Regions from separate parts of the Homo sapiens genome. Here region 2 is linked to region 1. A link is a loop called in an ENCODE intact Hi-C map of the cell type or tissue named here. Cell type or tissue: dorsolateral prefrontal cortex. All regions are shown on one strand. Each heading gives the region's core, and the rest is flanking DNA. Links, peaks and the distances in the headings are about the cores only. Region 1 has its middle 11 kb from the start of IL26. Region 2 overlaps MDM1 (Mdm1 nuclear protein).

Evidence for each region. Peaks named below come from ENCODE experiments on the same cell type or tissue, not always from the same donor. Only the 100,000 strongest peaks of a DNase experiment are listed, where the experiment ranks them.
Region 2: a loop joins it to region 1, with 2.4 times the contacts of the local background. A loop is called at or near these places in 7 of 110 quality-filtered maps.

Annotation. Positions count from the first base shown.
Region 1 is chr12:68,232,753-68,240,731 of GRCh38, reverse strand. No RefSeq gene overlaps it. Among named protein-coding and RNA genes, the nearest start is that of IL26, 11 kb to the right of the region's middle. In dorsolateral prefrontal cortex, for the core only: a CTCF peak has its summit at 3,463; no DNase peak of the experiment used is centred there; H3K4me3 peaks cover 1,093 bases; H3K27ac peaks cover 1,968 bases.
Region 2 is chr12:68,291,393-68,299,371 of GRCh38, reverse strand. MDM1 (Mdm1 nuclear protein) reads left to right here. Exons shown (of 15, transcript NM_001354969.2): 14 at 2,390-2,449; 15 at 4,006-4,806. The coding sequence ends at 4,118. Among named protein-coding and RNA genes, the nearest start is that of MDM1, 37 kb to the left of the region's middle. In dorsolateral prefrontal cortex, for the core only: no CTCF peak of the experiment used is centred there; no DNase peak of the experiment used is centred there.

The DNA.
Region 1 (7,979 bases), core at 2,329-4,828:
AACAGAGGACATATAGTATAATAACAAGCATGGATATCTGCTATGAAGAAAAACAAAGTAGGGCGTGGGGGTAGAACTTAATGGGGGTTAATTTAGGTAAGGAGATCAGGGAAGGCCTCTTGGAGGGCAGATATCTGAATGAGGTGGGGACATGGGCCATGTGAATATCTGGGGATATCACCTTGAGATGAGGCAAGTTTGGCGTATTCAAGAAGTAGCAAGAAGGTTGGGACTGGAGTAGCCTGGGTAAAGGGCAAAGCTTAAGATGAGCCCAACATTTGACTAGGACCAGGTATGTGTGTCTTTGCAAGCTAGAGCAGGACTTTGGATTTTGTTCTAAGGCTGAGGAAAAGCCACCAGAGGGTTTCAAGCATGAGGAAGGCTTGGTATGACTCATGTTTTGTAAAGATCACTCTGGTTGATAATGCAGAGTAAATCTAGGAGGAGTAAGGATAGAAGCAAGGCCAGGACGAGAGTCTAGGAAAGAAGCAATGATTGCATTGGAGTGGAAGGGAGCAGAGCCAGAGAAATCTGGCTTGTGACTCTTACTGTGACACTCAGCATGGGTTGCCTGGGAAATAGGAGTTATGTATGAATCACATTCACAAACAGGAAAAGAAATTCTTTAGTGTTTCTTCTGGTTCTTCATTTATACTATATTATTCACTAGCAGAAAGTGCTCCGTATAGGAATTGAAGGAAGACAGGTGATTTTTTCTGAAAGGAAGTTTTTAAGATTTGAGTGAAGACACTTAGATGAGGAGAATGAAGTAATACCAAGGGTTGAAGGCTGAAGTCCTCTTGTCTCGGAGGCAAACACAGCCTCAGTGAATTTATCTTCTGCCTGAACCGAGGAGATTCACTGGATTTTTCTTGTAACAGCCCCTTGTTCAGGAGTATTTTCATTGGAAAATTGCATCAACTCAGAAGAGACAGAATCATTAAGCATTCCGTTTCTATGGGAATGAGGGTTTAAGTCACTTTACCAGGCAAAGGACTCCATTCTACTGTGGTACAGGCAGAGGGTAAGGGAAAAATAAAGCGGTGGTGGAAGAAAGAATCCACACTTGTTAACTTGGGTCTTTCGAATTGCTATAAAAGCAGGAGCTGTAGCAGATAGGATTTCTGTTCATTGTTTGTCTTCTCCCCTCCTTTCCTCCCTTTTATTTGAAGAGTACTTGTGGTGGCTAATATTTTTGTTTTCAGGTGGGAATATGACCACAATGACATCATCCTATAATGATATGGTAGCTGATGAGATTCTATATGTTTCCTAGGCTGCCAATACACATTTTTCACCTGGATAAAGATAAGAGTGGATGCTGAAGACACAAGGGATGCAAGGTGTCCATCTGGCCCTCCAGATCCATATTCTGTACTTTTCCACTCTACTTGGTGCCCAAAGAGGCTGACGTATATGGATTGGTTCATATACATGCAAGCTCCCTGGCTTTTGATTGTATTTGGCTAATGGAAGAAGTACCGGGAGATCGAAGGGTGGGCTGGGGGGTGGGGAGGATAAGGTCAGAGTATCTAATCCCTTGGAGCTCTCCTGCCAGGCTGCCATGCTGGTTGGCTATGTACTTCTACCAAAAGCCTCAGCTCTTGCAGACAGCCCTTCTCCATATAGATATCTTTGTTAGTTCTGAAAACCACTCTCAACCCTTACTTCAACAGCCAGCTAGCTGTTGTTAGTCTCAGGGAATTGCACTATTTCTTGTTGGTTTCCTTGAGCTCTTTCCACACCTGTTATGGTTTGAATGTTTGTGTTCCCTCCAAGATTCATGTTGAAACTTTATCTCCAATGCAATAGTATTAAGATGTGGGACCTTTAGGAGGTGATTAAGTCATGAGGGGTTCTCCCTCCTGAATGGGATTCAGACCCTTTTAAAAGAAACTCCACACAGCGTTAGGCCCTTTTTTTTCCATTCCACCTTCACCCTGTGAGGACACAGCATTCGTCTTCTCTGGAGAATGAACAACAAGGCGCCATCTTGGAAGCAGAGAGAGAGCCAGCCCTCACCAAACACCAAACCTGCTGGCACCCTGATCTTGGACTTCCCAGCCTCCAGAACTGTGAGAAATAAATGTCTGTTCTTTATAAATTATCTGGTCTGTGGTATTTTGTTATAGCAGCACACACTAACACAATGCCTTAAGAAAATCAATCTATTATTAAACTCTTATCCATTCCCCAGTTTGAACGTAGCATACATTTTCTACTGGGACTCTGCCCTATTTACTCTTCTTCCCCCTTCCATTTCCCGCCCCTCCCCAACTCCCACCCAGCAGCAGGATGGAGTCTGGGAATTTAGGTGAAATCATTTATGGACAATAAATAAAACCAATTTTGGGTGTGTCTGAGTCGTGTGTAAATTTTTGATCCTGTAACAAAACAAACTTGGAAACAACAGTATTTTGATTTCTAAAATTTAAATACTGTTTAATATTTTGTTTTCCTGTTTCTCCAACAGTTTTCTCCACAAAGAAGTAGAGGTGCTGAGGCCAATGTGCACTATCGCCTACAGGAGCCTAAAATTCCCTTCTGCCCCTCAGTCCCAGGAGTGCCCTTGCTCCTTTCTGTGTTTGCTCTTCCCTCTCTGCAGCATCCAAGGGCATTCATAGGAATCTTTGTTTAATTTGGGCTACTATGCAAGCTACAGGATGAGAGATTCTTTCACTGGAATAATTCTGACTCCTCTTAACCTTGCATTTTGGCTGATTCTGTTGTGTGTGGCCCATCTTCCTCCTCTTTTCTTGTTACAGCTACTAAAAATATTCAGGGTGACCCAACGTGTTTCTATTAGTCACAGTCCCTTCATTGTTTCTATGGGGCTTAACCATCTGGGTTCATTCTCTGCATCTTGAATCTTATGTTAGCCATGTGTGTGCAGTTTAATCTCTATAGCACCTAGAAATTGACCAGCTGAGTCCTTACCAGTAGGCACTGTTTCTTTTTGAAATTCACAGGCTGTGAGGTGCTTTTGTGAGCTGTTCTTTCATCTGTGACATTTTCATCTTGCCATCGCCACAGATGCTATTTTTAAGCACAGTAACTGCCCAGGAATTTTAGAACTCTTACATTGCTGCTTGTCTCAGTGAAAGCCTTAGAAATTTCAATTCAATTTAGTTCCTAAACGATTTTTTAGATCATAGGATATACAAGATCCTGTGGGATGGGCTTTGAAAACACAAGGTCAGATTTTATTTGGATGCTGCCCTGAAGGAGTCTGCAGTTGTCTTGCGAGGAAGACAGGCATGCAACAGCCTAGGGCACAAGTGGACTGACATGTGCTACCAGTGAGGCACCAACAAGATGACAATCATCATTGGGAAGGCACCGAAGGTTGCATTTAAGCTGATCTTTTGGAGGACAAGAAGGATTTAAATGGGTTCAAATGACAACACTGTGAAATTTCCCTTTTTTCTTCCCCTTTGCAATCCAGCCGTAGTTAATTGCTCCATCTTCAGGGCTCTCAAGGTATAATTTACATCTCTCTTAGCATTTATCACACTGTAGTTTAATCCCTTGTTATGTGTCTATCTTGAGAATTTTTAAGGACAGAAACTGTTGCCTACATTTAAGCCCCTATACCCTGAAAATGCCTGGCACTTTATAGGTGCTCAGTAAATGCTTGAGATGGATACACAAAGGATTGAATGGCTTTCTGGACCCAAGGACCCAGATGAGCAAAGAGTTGGGGATGTGAAAGTGGATAGAGTGCTCAGGCGAGGGCCACAAGTCCGTGTGGCTAGAGCACAGCTTGTGTGGGCAATGCAGTGGGAAACGGCCAGTAGCTGGTAACATTAATTCTCTTCAGTTTTCTATTTCTAGTCCCTGGAAACGCAGTTCTTGATGGGACTTATGCAAAGGGAGCTTGGTGGACTAACAGGATTTGGGCTCATACCGGGCCTCAGCCCCTAACCTGCTACAGGCTGATATGACAATTCCATCAACGCTGTGTACTTTCACTTTCTCTTTGGTGAGTTTAGGCAGCTGATACTCATGAAAACTTCCCACCACCAGGTGCTCACAGGAATGATACGAAAGCTGGTGCCACTGATGGTGTGGAGTAAAATCCATTCAAAAAACTAAATACACAGCAATTAAGTTGTTTCTGACACAGCCAGACAAGAGGTGTTCCCTCAAAGGGAACACTCAAACTGTAGGAGACCCAACTACAGCCTAGTTGGATTGCTTTTATTGATAATTGCTGACATGTGAAGGCTGCTAGGAACCCTGCGGTTTAAAGCCATGGTTGAATCATCTTGAGCTTTCTTCCCATGGTTTTGCCAAACTCTCCAGGCTTTCATCTTCAGAAGGTTGTTCCAATGGGGCTTGTCTACAGAGTGCATGTGATCTGCTCTTCACTGCCCCAGAACCTTTGCATGGAAAATTCCTTGTCCTTAAAATGAGAAGTACACCTATCCTCATGGAGAAATTAAATCACTTCCATCTTGGCTGGAAGAATAATTGTTTAAATTGAATTTTAATGATACTCAGAAATGAAAAATAAGGTGCACCGCGACCAAGCTCCTCTCCCTCTCCCCAGGCGGGGAGCCCAGGGAGATGCTGATTTGCCCTCCCTCCAAATGGACCTGCCCTATAGGCAGAAATCCCCTCATAATCTGTTTGGTCAAATATGTCTCATATGTTCATTCTGATCATTGGCTTAGATTAGGAATGGACAAGATTTTTGTTTGTTAAAGGAAAAATAGTAAATATTTTAGGCTTTGTGGGCCACATATGGTCTTTGTTGTATATTTCTTCTTCTTCCCCTCCTTGTCTTTCTCTTCTTCCTCCTTCTCCTCCTCTTCTTTTCCCCTACTCCTTCTCCTCCCGCCTTATCTTCCTTCCTCCTTCTCCTTCTTCTCAGCCCCTTAAAAGTGTAAATACCCTTCTTAGCTCATAAGCCTTACAAAAACCAGCTACAGGCCAGATTTGCGTCATGATTTGCTGACTTTGGGCTTAGATCATCCACAGTTCATCTCCTGGCACTACACACACTGACACCCAAACAAAATTCCATGATTAAGATTAAAAGACATTGGTTTTGTGGGCAACTATTAAGATCTGTTATGAGGGCAACTATTAAGATCTGTTATGAGTGGCAGATGGCAGATAAATTCAGCACTGGGTGTGACCCAGAGTTAACAAAAATTGCATTAAATTTCCATATCAACCACAGTTGTTATTGCAGAACAATAAAATAAAATCGTGACTATCGTAGCATTTTATCTTGTTAGCCATTTTATAAATAGGGCGTGTTAGGTTTACAGCAAAACTGAACAGAAGGTACAGAGATTTCCCATAAACACCCTCTGTCCCATGGATGCATAGACTACCCCATGATCAGCATCTCCCACCAGAGTGATATGTTTGTTATATTGATGAACCTACCTTGCTGTTAGCCATTTTTGATAACAATAAGTTTTTTTTTATTACAATAGACAATAAATCTCTGTATCATCATGGGAACCATCTCAGATTCTCTTGGTCTGTCTTGCTCCACTGCTGCCACTGCAGTGATCATCTCTGGCTCTTTCTTCCACTCTGGACTCAGATAAAGTGCCATGGAATAGGTTGTGGAATTTACCTTCCCCTTGGCTGCTAAAGAGAGCAGGTACCATCCAGAGGTTGAAGAAGTTAACTCCTCCTAGAGCAGGCGAGGAAGCTGGCATCTAACTTTCATTCCCCTCTCTCCTTCCCCTGGTCTGACCCAAGGCATGCTTCTGCATAGCCTTTGTGGAGACATCCTACATGGCCAAGAGGCTGGCTGTCTCTCTTCATAAAGCACTGGCTAGATCACTTATGCATTGCCATGAACTTGCTCCCCATCCTGGTTGACCTAATTTCTTTTTTCCATCACTCTCACTCTTCCCTAATAGAGCTTCAGCACAGAAACTTATCCTCATGCTCTATCTTCTGGGGAACCTGGGCTGAGCCAATTTCCTATGTGAATCTAAGCTCCATAACGGTAAGAGTTTGTAGGGGGGGCAAGGGATGGGGGTAAGGGGCATAGACAAGATATCTCTTGGCACCTAGTAGAGGCTCAACACATAATTTTTATTTTGCATTTTGAAAGAATTAATAAATGCATTGATTCAGGGCACAACCCATGGAAGACATGAGCACTGACAAGTTTGCTAGAAGAACTGGACACCTCTTATTAGTGGATTCCCACCATCAGAGAGCACCTAGGCCTGTAATACAAAGAAACACAGACATATTTAACTGCAGTAAAGGGAACAGATGGTGTGTAGGAAGTTATGAGAGAAAAGATGCAGAGAGAGAGAGAGAAGAAAAGTCATCGGCATCAGCCAACACAGGGCTGCACTAGAGGCTCCTATCTAACCCAGACACTCAGCTCATCTGCCCTCCTACCCTCTGCTTTGGTTTGAAATGCAGAGGAGAGACAGGAAACAATGATGAAGGCAGGGGAGGGGATGCCCACTGTGGGTTCTGTAGATGTCTAAGGCAAAATTAGGAGATAAAGAACTATTTGTGGCTGCCCAATCTCAGAAGAGGATCAAGAAGAAGCTTCCAGAGAAGCCCTCCGAAAGCAGAGCTCATCATTTTATGCCAAATGTCCCCACATTTCTTCTTCCTCCTCCTCATGGCCCAAATAGCCCTATAGTCTATTTTGTCCCACAGGGCATTCTGTGGTGATGGTAGGGAGGTGTCTCCGGTAACCCGATGGTATTTATTGGGCACATACCATGGACCAGTCACTGTTTGGAACTGAGGTAACAGCAACGAACAAGCAGACAAAAATCCTTGCTCCGATAGAGCTTAGATTTTAGCAAAGGGAGATAAATAGCAAACAAAATGCACAAATGAAATATATCATATGTTAGATAATGATAACGGCTTTGGAGAAAATAAAACAAAAAAAAGAGATAGAGGGAGTGGGAGTCGGGTGAATCCTAATTAGGGCATTGTATTCGTTTGCTAGGGCTGCCACCACAAAGCCCCACACACTGGGTGGCTTAAATAACAGAAAGCTATCCTCTCACAGTTCTGGAGGCTACAAGTCTGACATCACAATGTCGGCAGGGTTGGTTCCTGCTGAGTCCTCTCTCCTTGGCTTGTAGATGGCCCCTCCTTGTGTCTTCAGTTGGTCTTCCCTCTCTACCTGTGCCCTCATCTCCTCTTCTAATAAGGACTCCCGTCATACTGCATTAGGGCACAACCTAGTGACCTCATTTTTAACTTTATCACCTCTTTAAAGATCCTATCTTCAAATCTAGTCACAGTCACATTCTGAGAAGCCGAGGGTTAGGACCTTAACATAAGAATTTGAGGGCATGGAGGACGACACATGCGCCCCATGCCTCCTTTGGCCTATAATAGGCATCCAGGAAAAGCACTGCTGGGAAGGTGATATTTCAGCAAGGACTTGAAAGAGTTGAAAGGGCTTGCTAACTATACAGAAAAGCATTTCAGACAGAGGGAACAGCAAGTGCAAACGCTCTGAGACACAGGCCTGCTCCATGGGCCTCACAAGAGTGAGGAGCCTATTGTGCTGGACTAGGTGAGCCAGGAGGAGGAATAGGAATAGAGGTTGGGGGGCAGGGAGGGTTAGGGGTAAGGAGCATAGGCAAGATAGGATAGGTCCTTAGGCCGCAGAAAGGATATTGGCTTTTACTCTGGGTTGGAGGGGGATCCTTAAGGGAGAAATCGCATTCCTGGTGCCCTGAAAGTTCAGGCTCAAATTCATTGCTCAGCCCAAGCAGAGTCTATCACATGCTCACGTTGACTGCCTCAGGGACACGGGTCAAAGAGCTGAAGCAACAATTAATGTGTTTTGACAGAAAAGATACATCTATTTCTAGAGCTCTCACAATTGTGACTTCTAAACATCACCTCAATTCTTGATGTTATTACTGTGAACCTTCTTGTTGATGTACTTAGAAAATGAAATGGAAAGGTTATTTTGATGTCACCTGTGCTTTGATAAAACTTGGGAGGCTTTGTGC
Region 2 (7,979 bases), core at 3,199-5,698, 58 kb before region 1:
TTTTCACCTTTCTCTGGTAGCTCCTTGAGTAGCTTAATCATCAACCTTCTGAATTTGTTATCTGGTATTTCAAAGATTTCATCTTGGTTTGGATCAGTTACTGGAGAGTGAGTGTGATCTTTTGAGGGTGTTATAGAACCTTGTTTTGTCATATTACTAGAATTACTTTCTGGTTCCTTCTTTTTTGGGTAGACTATTCTAATTGTTCTCAAATTTATTTTTGATTTGACTATGTGTGTTTTTTTTAAAATTTTTTTCCCCTCTTAAGAATGTGACCTTAATGATTATAATTTGTTATAGTTTAATTTGGTTCTTGGTGCTTTTAGGGGTGAAGAGTCTTTATAAGTTCTTTGGTTATAGAGAGTCTTTGTATGATGGCTTCCTCAGTTGCTGGTTGTAGTAGCTGTGTACTCAGTGTGTCGGCAAGTTCGCTGTCTCCTGTGGGGTTGGAATGGCAGAGGTCTCTTGAAGCTTATCTCATTCCCCTGTGGTGTGTACTTTTTCATTTATTTAATTTTTCTCCAGTATTTTGTTTACTGAGTTGATAGTTCAGGCTTCAGGCCATTAGGGGAGGTATCCCTGGGTAGGAACTTACTGTGGCTAAGGTAGGTGGGTGAATGCAATACCCACTGGTGGGCACAGGTCCCAGCCTTGATGAAGGTGGCTGGGGGAGCTCTCAGTTAAATGCAGTGAGGTCTTATCAGGGTGAAGGGTGAGAATGCTATCCAAGTAGATAGGAATTGTGACTCTGCCTCTCATGCAAGCCTGCATCTGGGGAGTGCTCCTCCTGTGGGGAAGCAGTCACCCTAAAGTGTTCCAGGAAGGCTGTCTATAGGCACACTCATACCGAGTCCTGTGGGAGAAGTCCCAGCTGTGTCTGCAGTGGTGGACAAGGGGAAATAAGACCCCTTCTCCAAGACCCTTCATGAGCACTAAGCTTGCCTGACTGTTGGGGTGATGGGGTAGACTCCCTGCTGAGCCTAGCACTGCAATTGTGTCTCTGCTGAAAGAAACTTCCCACCAGTGGAAAGATCTGGGACTCCTGAGATTCCTTGGTTGTAGATAGGCTTAGGGTGCTGGCTTTCTTGCGTGTTGGTTATGATAGTTGTGAACTTGTCACGTAGACAGATTCAGGACCACTGGTCAGCTAGGGTGTTGCAGGCAGTGGTGATAGCTGAGGTCAGGCACTGGTTTTCTGGGCACAGCGTTATTCTACCTAGAGATGATATAATGGACTGTGTCAGTTGGCCTCTAATCAGGAGGTGCTGCTTGCAAAAGAGCACCAGCTGCAGTAGTAGCAGTGGTAATTGAGCTTTCCCTGTGTTGCCCAGGGGAGGTATTCTGGCTTCTCACACCTGGGCAGGGTTATAAAACTCCCAAAAGTTTATGTCGTTTTTGTTAAGCTGTGGAGGGGCACAGCCAGGCAGGGGCTGGGTTAGGTGGGTCTGCTCTTTGACTCTCCACATGCCGTCTGTTAGTTTTTTAAAAAGATTTTTGCTCTTTTTAATTTCTAAGAATTTTTGAACATTGCATATTGCTTTTATACAGCATCCCATTCTTATTTCATGAATGGAATGTTTTATCTCTTTGAAGAGGAAAATGATACATATAATGCCTCTGTTTTGAATACATTACCCCTGCCCACAGTTGAACCTGGTATCCTTCAGTCAAAGTATCTCTGGTAAACTTTTAGAGACGAAACTTCCATGCCTCTTTGGGAAAGAGGGAACTACCCAGCTGTGCAAATTTAAAGGAGGACCTGGCATATTAACTATTTTTGTAAAAACATATTTAGGCAGCTTCCTGGTTCAGTCTTCCCTTCACTCCAACTTTCAGTGGTACTCAGTATGCCCAAACCCAGAGCCATCAGGGGAACAAGTTGGTTGTTTCTTGGTTTCACTCTTCTGCTGGCTTAAACTTCCACTTACTTGGGTATAGTTATACACTCACTGCTCTTCCATTTGCTTTCCATGTTCCAAAAAGTTTCTTGCTGTCTTATTTGCTCCCATTCTCTTTGTCCTATGAGTTTGTTCTTCTTGTAAATGCGTGTATTTAATTTACCATCTCTAATCAGAAGCCTACTACATTTCTTTAAAGTTAGAATAGATCAATATTATCATTGGAAAGAATATTAGGAAGTTATCCATAGTTTGTTTACATGCTTGCTAAGTGCATTATAAATTATGAATGGCCCTTTTATGGTAATTTCTATTAAGATATAAAATTAATTAATAAAATCTTTTTCATTTCTTAAACCTTTACTCACATGTAGGTTTGATAATTAATAAAATTTCTGACAGCCTACTTTTACTAACAGTTTAGTATATAATTGAGATAAGCTGTTCAGTGGCTTTTGAAGGATAATTTATTCTGCCTTTTTTTTTTTAAGTGGGAAAAGCAAGGATGAACAATTTGCAGTTACCTCAACATGAAGCCTTTAATGATGAAGGTATTTCAGTAGTCACATAACATAAAAGTTTGAGTTCTAGTCTATGAGAGTATAATGGCTTTACATTTGATTAGCACTTTATAGCTTATGAAGTACTTCCACAGATTTTTCATTAGATCCTTGAAACCCTGTGAGGGGGAGTGAAATTACCCCCATTTACAAATGAGTAAGCTGGGAGTAAAGTGGTAAAAAACTGTTCTAGGGCAAACATACAATAAGAGATTGTGCCTGACATCACAGCTGAGGTCAGTGTTCTTTTTCTTTTTCCACCTTGTCTAGCTGGGGGCTCAGGAATTTGGCCTAGTGTTACATCCATCTTTTAAAAAAATGCCTATATATTTTTGTCAATTTTCCATGGTCAAACAAATACATGATTAGAGAAAATTGACATTATTCTTTTTTGCTGTTTCGTTTTGTTTTGTTTTTGAGACGGAGTCTCGCTCTGTCGCCAGGCTGGAGTGCAGTGGCATGATCTCGGCTCACTGCAGCCTCTGCCTCCCGGGTTCAAGCGATTCTCCTGCCTCAGCCTCCCAAATAGCTGGGATTACAGGCATCCGCTACCACACCCGGCTAATTTTTGTATTTTTAGTAGAGATGGGGTTTCACCATGTTGGCCAGGATGGTCTCAAACTCCTGACCTTGTGATCCGCCCACCTTGGCCTCCCAAAGTGCTGGGATTACAGGCGTGAGCCACCATGCCCAGCCTTTTGTAGTTTTTATTCTGACATTTATTTGCTTATAATAGTGGCAGGAGACTTGAATTCAATATGAATAATTGAATCACTATTTTAATTCATCCTAAGAAGTATGGAATTACTGAACTTACAAAGTTTGAATTGGAAGTAAATTTAAATTTCATACTCTGTATCATACATTAAAGACTTTCTTTCCGTTTAGCAGGTTTAGGACTTTTTGTTATAATTCATTGAGCTAGAAATCAAGTTGTATGTTTTGAAATGCAAATGTCTGACAACTTTGAATCCAGTCCTTTTTTCTTTCTAATGGAAGAATAGTGTCTATAAATAACCTTATAAAAGATTTGCTTACTCAGAATGAGGAATTTCAGTATTAAGGAAGGGTAGCATATTAAAATCAAAAATTATTTCTACATTTAGTGAGATTATTTTAGAAATGTGATGTAAATGCCATGTTAAGGTATGGCATTTTGTTTTTAAAAAGTTTAGAAAAGCTTTTTGCTCAGAATAGCTGTGCTTTTTAAAGTAGGATAAAACAGTATTATGATGAATTATTTTCAAGTAATACTGAAATCATAGGCCGTGTGCTCTGTTAATGACGGGATTTCAAGAAGGAAAAAAATTTAACGATAAATGTTAAGATTAAAAGGTTTGATTTCTATATATGATAAACCTGGAAAACTACTGTGAGGTATCATGAGAGTGTTAGTATCTTACATTTCAGTAGATTACTTTTTTTCCTGACTAACTTGACATTGATAACACAGTTTGATGCTTTTAATTTTCTGTTATATAAAACACAATGTTTATTTAATAGATATTTTTGGCAATGAATATAATCTCGGGATTTTTTCATTGCAGATGAGGACAGATTGTCTGAGATTTCTGCTCGCTCTGCAGCTTCTAGTCTCCGGGCTTTTCAAACTCTGGCACGAGCTAAGAAAAGGAAGGAGAATTTCTGGGGTAAAACATAAACCTAGCTGAGTTGCCTTTATCTAAGGAAACATTGGCATAATTTTTCTTTATTGCTTACTGTGTTAAAATTTTTTGAGTGAAGTTTTTCCTAACGTTTTCTACTTTGAAATATTTAATTTCCAATAGAACAGTTTACTTGGAAATTGTTAACATAGGCTTATACAAATTTAACTTTTAAAGAATTCTTTTTACATCTATCCCAGAGTACAAAGACCTAGATTATTGAATTCTTCACATGTAACTTTCGTAATAGGTGTCATGGATAGATTTTCACCTATCCAGAGAGTATTCTAAAAAAATAAACAAAGTGAAGTAAAAGTTAAGATCCCAGTGTGAAGTATATATTCCCCTAAGATTTGATATATGTATCTTTATAATTGATGATGTTGTAAAATGAATTTGTTGTTCCTTTAACCTTTGCTGTAGTGTTTCTTTTTATTTTAGTTCCTTCTATACATGTTTGCAGTGTTAAGATAATTGTACTTTGAAAACACCAGCTGTATATATTTTTCTTATTTATGTAACAAAGTTTGCTGAAAGATATGTATATTTTTGATCTTTGAGTGTATTCTATTTGTGTAAGGACTTTGGCTTACATTTGAATAATGTCTAGATTTTGAAAAATTACCTGTATAATGGAGAATTAAAACTTTGTAGACATTTTGAAATAAAAATGGATCAAGTGCGTTTGGCTTCTCCAGAAAGTTATTACATGGAACAAATAATTATCTTGTAGAAGAATTCTACTCCTAACAGGTTAATGAACAGTTATACTTGTTTTGCAGCTGTCAGAATGGAATGGAGCCAAGTCTGTGATATTTTCGCACAAATGTGGGACAAAGAATTTCCAAGGCAGACTCATTTACAGAAATTTAACACAAAACTTTTTAAATATATTTCTTCACTCATGGGACATGTTCTGTTGTCATACTGTTTATCTTGCAAATCATGATAAATTTAAGTTTCTAAAAAATATGGATTTTACAACTATATTACATAAAATCTTTACAGTAATACATAGAAAGTACTGAAGCTAAAATATACAGAATATTCATGCTTATTGGTTAGAAAACAAGTGAACAATCTGTTCTAAAGTGATAATTGGTCAAAAGTGCATTTGCAAATCGTTGGTTCACAATAAGTTTGTTAAAGATCTTACATTATCATGAAGTTTTAAAGAACTGTAGGCATACAAATATTTGCCTATCTTCCACTGACCTTTAAACTAGTTTGTTCATTAAAGGCTACTAAGGCATTAAATATGAAAATAAAAGTTTGAAATTACAGTATAAGTGGACTTTAGAACACAAATTGGCTTCTATACATATCTGAACTGAGGCATGTTAATTGTAAAATAGGTTTGGAACTTACCTCTCTAGATACATATTTTCCTCTTCCTCAAAGGTTGGTTAGTCTAGTTGGTTAGGACAGAGTTTTCAATGGCTGACCACTGATGTATGGTAAAGAAGGGAATTAGAGCTAGCTTGCAGGGAATTTTGCATAACTCAGTCTATTTTATCTAAGCTGTAGATGTAAAATCTGGGTACACCCACTGGAGTGAATCAAACCACATGAACTTGATCTATCAGGTGTTAGAAGGATTAGGATATAGTTCTCATGGGGACAAGGTCATGAACCCAGTCTCTATGCAACAATTTAGCTCTGCAGTTATTGACTGCTTCTGTTAAAAACCCTATTCAGTGACTCAGGGGAGAGAATAGTGTTGAGGGCCCAGTAGTGTTTTAATTGCTCATACTAAGGGTAACTCAGAAGACATGCATTTGGGTTGGTGAGTAGTCTTAGTTACATGACAACTGCCCCTTGAGATTTGCTAGTATTCAGGAGCTGGGATTGCTAATTCAAATTTTTATTAGTTTTATTAAGGCATACTTTAAACTGCAGTTGTTAAAAAAATTAGAGCTCAGTGAGTTTGAATAGATGTACACATCTGTGAAACTAACACCACAATCATGATACATTATGTTTCCATCACCCCAAAAGTTTCTTCATATTCTTTTGCAGTCAGTCTGTCCTTCCACCCCTGGTCCCCAAGGCAACCAATAATCTGCATTCTGTTGGTATAAATTAGTTTACAGGAATTTTATATAAATGGAGCCATCCTTTATGCCTGGCTTTTACTTAGCATAATATTTTTGAGAGTCATCCATGTTTTGGTGCGCATGTTGCCTCTTTATTCACTTGCTGGTGGACTTTGGGGTTGTTTTCAGTTCGGGATTATAATGAATAAAACTGCTATCAGTATTGGTGTGCAAGTCTTTGTGTAGATATATGCTTTCATTTCTCTGCAGAATATCCAGGTAATTCAATTTTTATTCATCTTGAATATAACTTCTGCTTTGAGTATACAGTATATACTCAAATAAATATTATAAACTGGTAGCTTGATCTTTTCGTCTAAATTAATATCTCACAAGCCACACTGGGGAGCCAACCGCAGAACTGCAACGAGTGGTTTTTCTAAAATGCATACACCTACCTGCTTTTTTCTCTGCCCCTCCCCCATCTTCACCCCAGGTGTTGAGATTCTCAGTGTATCCGTGTTTGAGAGCCCTTATAAAAATGCACCAAAACACATACATGGGAGGTTTCGCATGTTAATTTCTGGTCTCATCTCTGGATCCCCATGGAATTCTGAACTCAAAATTAAACCTTGAAGGATAGTTGTGACGATTAAGGATAAATAACATGATAAATATGCTTGGTACATAGGAGGAAATGTTACCATGAGATTTAAGCATAAATATCATTTTACAGATGGGAAGACCGACTTAGATGAAATAACTGGCCCAAGATCTGAAGGCTGGTGAATTAAATCTAGGCCTCCTTACTCGAAATCCACCCACACTAACTCCTTTGAAGTGTGTATGCTAAAATTGCAAGTCCCACTGTGATTCAGTTCTCTCTCTGGTTGATTCATTTGGGAGTTAATTTTCTACTTTGCCTTCTTGGAAGATAAATGACTACCTTTTCTAGTCGGGAAAAAGAATATGTGAGCATTGAATTATTGTACAAATGGATTCAACCAGAATGAAAGCAAATTAATATTCAAAACAAGCTTGTCCTTAAGTAGAGAAGTGTTGAAGTTGGCTACTTAGGGAGCTCAAGGATGGATTATATATTTTTGTTTTAATTGTGCATGCACATATCAGACATCCAGAAAATATCCTGACTTCTGGAAGTTTACCAAAGGAACAAATAATGTAAAATGGTAGATGATCCCAGAATTATTTCTATTTGGTTTTGGAATATGTTTTTGGTACTTTTACATCTGAAAGTGGTAGTCATGTTAGTGTGCTCAGGGCCCAGTCTGTCAAACCACCATTACTCAGTTTCCCAAGGTGATTCTGCTGATAGAGATTACTCCAGGCCAAACAACAGTCTATGTCATTGGACTAGCTAGGGTTGTGCACCAATGGGTCTGGTCACATGGGGTCTCTGAGAAGCCAACTTGCCCCATGAGCTTGACTCATGGACTAAAAGCAGGCTACTGATCTCTTCAGCTCCGTGCTGATGAACTTTCTTGCTAATGTTGACTCTGCAATCTAACCATACGTGTCTTTCTCCCATGGCAAGTGGAGGCACAGAAAGACCCAGCCCTTTGCTCTCAGGCTTAGAGCCAAGCTTCTTTAAATCATATGTCATGTTTCATTCCCACCCTGAGGCTCTTATACAGGAGGCAGCTCCCCATCCTGTGACTCCTGCCATGTGGCAGGTAAGAGCAAAGGATGAGTCATCTTAAAGATGGCATCCATTTCTCTTCTACGAAGTGCTCTACCCACTAGTCTCCATCCGTAGTTTCATTCTGCCCTATATCCATATAAAGCATATCTGGAAATTGA